Linked DNA regions of Homo sapiens: region 1 is linked to region 2. A link is an interaction called in ENCODE POLR2A ChIA-PET data of the cell type or tissue named here. Cell type or tissue: IMR-90. All regions are shown on one strand. Each heading gives the region's core, and the rest is flanking DNA. Links, peaks and the distances in the headings are about the cores only.

Region 1 (2,906 bases), core at 155-2,654, 140 kb before region 2:
GACAGTCTTGCTGTCTTCCACTGTGCCCTCCTACTCAGTGCCCTGGACCTAGGAGGTCCCCGTGAGGCCCAGCCTTTCCATCCCTGTGATCCCAAGGCACACGTGAAAATCAGATATGAGCTAGGAAAAAAAAAAGCAAATCAGATATGAGAGGAAGGAATTGCATATTATTTCCTTGATGAACACAAATACTGTGCTGACATCTTGGCAGAGGTAAATTCTGTGGAGGTGGTGGCTTAGGGGAAGGGAGGCACAATAGGAAGGGATCTGACCAACCCAACAGAGCCAGGAGCATCACTCTGTAAAAACAGGAGTAGTCAAGGCCTATAGGTGTCTTCCTGCTGGACAAAGAGTAATGTGCAATTCTGGCTGCAGAGGGGTGAAGAAGCTGCACAGAAGAGTGATGGAAAATGGAACAAGTTAGACAGTGGCAGAAACATTAGGAGTATTTTCAGGTGAAGGGAAGGCTGAAAGATAGATTATTCTGTCTTCACATTTTTGCTGAGTTGTCTGGAGTGTAGGGACCAGCTAACTTCCATCACTTCTGAGAATCCATTTGTTGCTGAATGGAGACTTGAGGGATTGAGACAGCAGAAAAAATCTCTTAACACATAAGGATTATGCTCTGAAACAGGCTCTTGCTGCCGAGGCCGTATAATCTCTCCTTCTGTGGAAAGCTGTCAGCCTGTTGCTGCCCCGTTCGCATTAGCTGGGGGTGCTCAGACAGAGACTAGCCTGGATGACCCTCCTCTGGCATCTGGGCCTTAGGATGCCTGGCTGCTCACTGCCCACTCTGCTTCACCTTCCTCCCAGGCTGAACACCCAAACCCAGGAGTTCGGTATCCTGGCACCACACGGGTGGCCTACCTCCCGGACTGCCCTGAGGGCAACAAGGTGCTGACCCTGTTCCGCAAGGCGTTTGACCAGCGTCTCACCTTCACTATCGGCACGTCCATGACCACAGGGAGACCGAATGTCATCACCTGGAACGACATCCACCACAAGACCAGCTGCACAGGGGGACCCCAGCTGTGCGACCCCTCTTCATTTCCTTTCCCTTGGCTCCTCCCCTTTGTTCCATTTCCACTGAGGGACCCACCAACCCCTCGCTCACGGAGCCTCCTAACTGGAGAGAACCACTTCCAAACTGTTCAGCCATCTCAGTTTCTCCTACATTCAACCTGGTCCTGGTGTGCCCAGCTTAGCCTACAAAAATAAGCAGAACTGGGCTAAATTATCTTGGATTTGGAGGTGTCCTCCCTTAGGGGAGGTGGGGAGGTGTCTGAGCCACCTAGAATGAGGGTGAGCATGGGGATAATAGCAAGTTCAAACAGCTAACAACCCTCACCCTCATTTCTCTTTGCTCCCAGGTTTGGGTACCCAGACCCCACCTACCTGACCCGGGTGCAAGAGGAGCTGAGAGCGAAGGGTATCACAGATGACTGAAGGACATCGCCTTTGCCAAGGCCCCTGCTGTCTGCCTCTACTAGGACCCAGCAGAAGCCTCTTTCTCCTCTCTGCCCCCTGCCCCCCACACCACACCTGTAGGGGACCTGTCTGACTGGGAAGGGAGTTCCGAGAGGGAGGGGGCAATCCCTTCCCCCATCCCCCACTGGCCAAGTGTTTCAATGCAGTGTGAGCCACTCCCTTCTGGCAGAGGCCGACCTCCAAGGCTCTGTTCTCCCCTCCCCGTGTACATATACTCCCGGTTTCCCTGCCCCTCCATTGCCCTTGGCTTTTTCTGGTATGTGCTGTGCTCCACGACCAAGCCGAGAAAGGACCTAGGGTGGGGAAGGGAGGGTCTCTTGATTCCTAACCGCCCCCACATACTGCTCCACCGCTGAACTTCGGGTGCCGGGGAGGAGAAATTGGGCTGATGTGAGCTCCCCGTCACCCGCCATGGAGCCGGCTGTGTGTGTTCATCAGATACAGTTCTCCCTTAACCTTGTCCTTTCTCTCCTGTGTCTCAGTCTCCGTCAGTCTGTCTTTCTCCGCTCTTCTCTGACCCCTGTGAGGAACCTCCTTACCCTGTTCTGGAATCGCTGCCAGACTGTAGCTTTTAATTTAATAAAAATAAAGTAAAATATGCAACTCTTTATGCCACACCCGTTCTTTTCCAGGGACTGGGTGGGGGTGGGGTGGGGAGAGGGACCTGCTGGAAAGGGGAGAGGGGATGATGGGGTGATCCCTGCGTGCACTCCCAGTCCCTCTGCCTCCTGAGGACCTGGGGAAACGGGATGCACCAGCGGGCTCTGTAGTAACACTGAGAAACCCTGGGTCACTTCGATGTTGGAATTAGTATTAAGAGGGTGTTTTTTTGTTGTTCAACTATGGTTGTAGAGAAAACAACCCTAGCCACTCTGCGAAGTTTGGCTGGGGTGGGAGTGGGGGCGGAGCCGGGCAGGGGGCGGATTCCGCAGCAGCAACTCCCCGGACGCGCGCAGGCCTCAAAGCCCCCCAGCTTCAGTGCCCCCTCGACCCTGAAACTTGGAGCAGGGTGGGGGTTCAGTATGAAGCCCCCGGACCGCCCCGCCCCTGGCCGCACTGACCGGATACTGGGGGTCATGGGGGGCATGCTGCGCGCATGCGCCCTCCCTGGGCAGGAGGGGGTAAGAATGGGGGCTCGCGGTGGGGTCGGGGGTCTTTCGGGGCCTTCAGGAGGGCTGCACCCACAACTCAACTTATCCGAAAACGAGTTCTGCGGGGCAGTCGCAGGAATACATGAATTCTATTACGAGGGCCATAGCCCCGTTCTGGGCGAGCCTTTTATAACAATGTGGGTTTTGACAGGTAGGAGAAGGGGAAGGGGGAGGTCAGGGCTGCCTAGGAGGGCAGGTTCCTTACAGTGGTTCTGTCCCCGCAGCCCCCAAGGAGAAGCCCTCTAGGGTTGGTGGGTACCGAGCCAG
Region 2 (2,906 bases), core at 153-2,652:
CACTTTGGGAGGCCGAGGCGGGCAGATCACCTAAGGTCAGGAGTTCGCCACCAGCCTGGCCAACATGGCAAAACCCCATCTCTACTAAAAATACAAAAAAATTAGCTGGGTGTGGTGGCGGGCACCTGTAATCCAGCTACTCGGGAGGCTGAGCCAGGCAGGAGAATTGTTTGAACCCGGGAGGTGAAGGTTGCAGTGAACTGAGATCGCGCCACTACACTCCAGCCTGGGCGACAGAGGGAGACTCTGTCTCAAAATAATAATAATGATAATAACTTAATTACCTTGTTTCAAGACCCAAACACCTCTCTCGCCCTGTCAAACATCTATTCTCCTGCATACCTTTTTGGTATTAATTTCTGTAAGAGTTTATATAAATACTGTGTAGTTAAAGATAAGGGAATTGAGGTTGGAATTGCCCACAGGAACCTGTAAAATGACCTGAAAAGTAATAACTAACATTGAGTGTTTACTATATGCCAGGTACTGTTCTAAGTATTCTACATATATTAACTCATTTAATTCTTACAACCCAAGAGGTAGGGTGTGTTGTTATTTATCCCCATTTTACAGATGAGGAAACACGCACAGACAGTTTCTAAGTGCCTGGCCAAAGGTTACGCAGCTAGGAAGTGGCAATCTGACTGTGGCAGTAAGTCTATAGAATCTAAGTACACACAAACTTAAATCATTCTGTTGAGTTGATTGGAGGGTTTTCTTTTTTGTTCCTACTGTTTCTTTCTCCTGGGGAAGAGAAGGATTATGCCTTTCCCTACCCCCGTGAGAAGGACGGTTTGTCAAAGCACTTACTAGATAATAAAGTTGTTGATCAGCCTACCCCCAAGTGAAAAGGTGGAGGCTCCTTCCACTTATATTTATGTAAATGAGACTCTTCCTCTTGCCTGCCGTTTTTTTGCAAGCCCTAGATCAGGCGTGTACTCTGAAAATGCTGAGCACACCCCTCTGTGCACTTGTGGCAATGCCACATACAGGAATGCGCTGGCCTGAGGCCGCTATTTCCACACTGAATTTCTGGTATATTCACACCCCTTTAGGAGGAGATATGGAACAGGACATGGGTACTAGAGGACACACAAACGTGTGATGATTTGCTGGGTGTTGCTGTGTCCAACCCGCGGACTCTGCGGCCGGGCTAAATAAGCTCAATATGTGGCTCCTTTGGGTGTTCCCGAGCGTGACGCAATAACAAAACAATGGCGTCATCGTGAGGTCACTGCAGAACAGGGGGAAGGGGGTGGGGAAGGGCCCTCCTTCTACGGGCGGAGCCCTTTTTGCCCAGCTCTCAGAGCGGCCCCCTACCCGCCCCTCCCGCCGTCTCCCCTTCACCTAAGTTCCTCCAGAGCCGTCTCCCTGGGAATTAGCCCTCTCCTAACTCCGACCACAGAAAGCTCAGCTTTCAACCTAAGCTTTTGGAGTTTAGGCTGTAGTCCCTAAGAGAGTCTCTAGAAACCCTGCCCCTAGTTTTAAGTTTCGCCCAATGAAAAAACAAAAGGAGAGGGACAGAAGGCGGGTCGGTGACGTAATGCGGGTTGATTGGCATGCAGGCCTTGGACGTCCAGGATTAGCCACGCATTTCGCCAATCCAGAGGCAGGGGAGGGACGGTGCAGGCGCAGAGTATTGGGTTTGGCTGGCCTCGATTTAAAGAGACAGAAGCTGTCGGGGTCCTGGAAGACGGTCCCCAATACCCTCCCCCCAAGTCCTTGGGACCACTTGGGTCCCCAGAGCTGGGGAGATGGTTTGTGGCGGCTTTGCCTGCTCCAAGAATGCGCTTTGCGCTCTCAACGTGGTCTACATGGTGAGGTTTTGGAGGTGGGGGAAGCTTCAAGGCGGAAAGGCCCCGTGGGGAGAATCTCTAGGGTACTTCCGGTGGGGAGAGGGGTGTATGGGGGTTCCGGGAAGATTCCCAGGAACTTCCGGCGACGAGGGAATTCCTGGGGACTTCCGTGGGAGAGAGGAGACTTCCGGTTGATTAAGGGGGTTTGTCTGAGGGTGGGGGAATGAACTGAAGGCCGTGGGCGTAAGTTCCATACCTCCTTCCTGTGAACCTCAGTTTCTTCCAAACTGGAAGTGATAGGATGATCCTGAGGGTTCATCTTTTGCATTCATACTACCATCCCTGCCACCCCCTCCCCGCCATCCTAGCCATTCTAACCTTTGGGAGTGCCTAGGGATGCTCCCGGTGCGGATAGCACCATCCCCAGCTCCCATTCACACACTATTCCATTATTCCTTCCCCCTGCCCCGCTCCCAAGTCCTCTTGTATGGCCTTGGGCTGTGCCGCATGCTAGAATTGTTGAGATGTATCCTGCTCTTTCTTCGTAGCTGGTGAGCTTGTTGCTCATTGGAGTGGCTGCTTGGGGCAAGGGCCTGGGTCTGGTGTCCAGCATCCACATCATCGGCGGAGTCATTGCTGTGGGAGTCTTCCTTCTCCTTATTGCAGTGGCTGGACTGGTGGGTGCTGTCAACCACCACCAAGTCCTGCTGTTCTTTGTATCCTGACCTGAAGTGATGGGGGCAACCGGGGGCTTGGGAGGGCTGTCATCTAAGGAAGATGTTAGAAGGGTAGGGGACCTCAGGGATCTTGGACACGTCTCCTTGCCCTGCCCTGTCCCATAATCTACGAAACAAGAGCTGATTTTATTGCTTTCAATTTGACATGGTGGTGTAAGTTCTATGAACAGATGAGACCAGACAGTTATTATAGATGAAACATAAAGGAATCTAGGACTTTTTTCCATAACCTTTCCTCTCAGTACATGATCATCCTTGGTTTGGTCTTCATCTTCCAATTTGTAATCTCTTGCTCATGTCTGGCTATTAACCGAAGCAAACAGGTAAGACAGTACCCTTTCAAGTACTTACTTGCTTTTTAAAATTTTCCTCT

Evidence for each region. ChIA-PET counts read pairs that join two places held together with the same protein. Peaks named below come from ENCODE experiments on the same cell type or tissue, not always from the same donor. Only the 100,000 strongest peaks of a DNase experiment are listed, where the experiment ranks them.
Region 1: POLR2A ChIA-PET joins it to region 2 with 15 read pairs; 7 of 35 experiments call an interaction of 5 or more read pairs at or near these places.

Annotation. Positions count from the first base shown.
Region 1 is chr12:57,607,707-57,610,612 of GRCh38, forward strand. It overlaps DTX3 (deltex E3 ubiquitin ligase 3), which reads left to right. Exons shown (of 7, transcript NM_178502.4): 6 at 814-1,031; 7 at 1,371-2,096. The coding sequence ends at 1,446. It also overlaps a transcript of ARHGEF25 not described here. Among named protein-coding and RNA genes, the nearest start is that of ARHGEF25, 2.3 kb to the right of the region's middle. In IMR-90, for the core only: no CTCF peak of the experiment used is centred there; no DNase peak of the experiment used is centred there.
Region 2 is chr12:57,743,401-57,746,306 of GRCh38, forward strand. It overlaps TSPAN31 (tetraspanin 31), which reads left to right and starts at 1,639. Exons shown (of 6, transcript NM_005981.5): 1 at 1,639-1,817; 2 at 2,345-2,512; 3 at 2,776-2,856. The coding sequence starts at 1,755. RefSeq lists an enhancer at 2,370-2,449. In IMR-90, for the core only: no CTCF peak of the experiment used is centred there; DNase peaks (open chromatin) are centred at 1,241, 1,541 and 1,961; H3K4me3 peaks cover 1,718 bases; H3K27ac peaks cover 1,572 bases.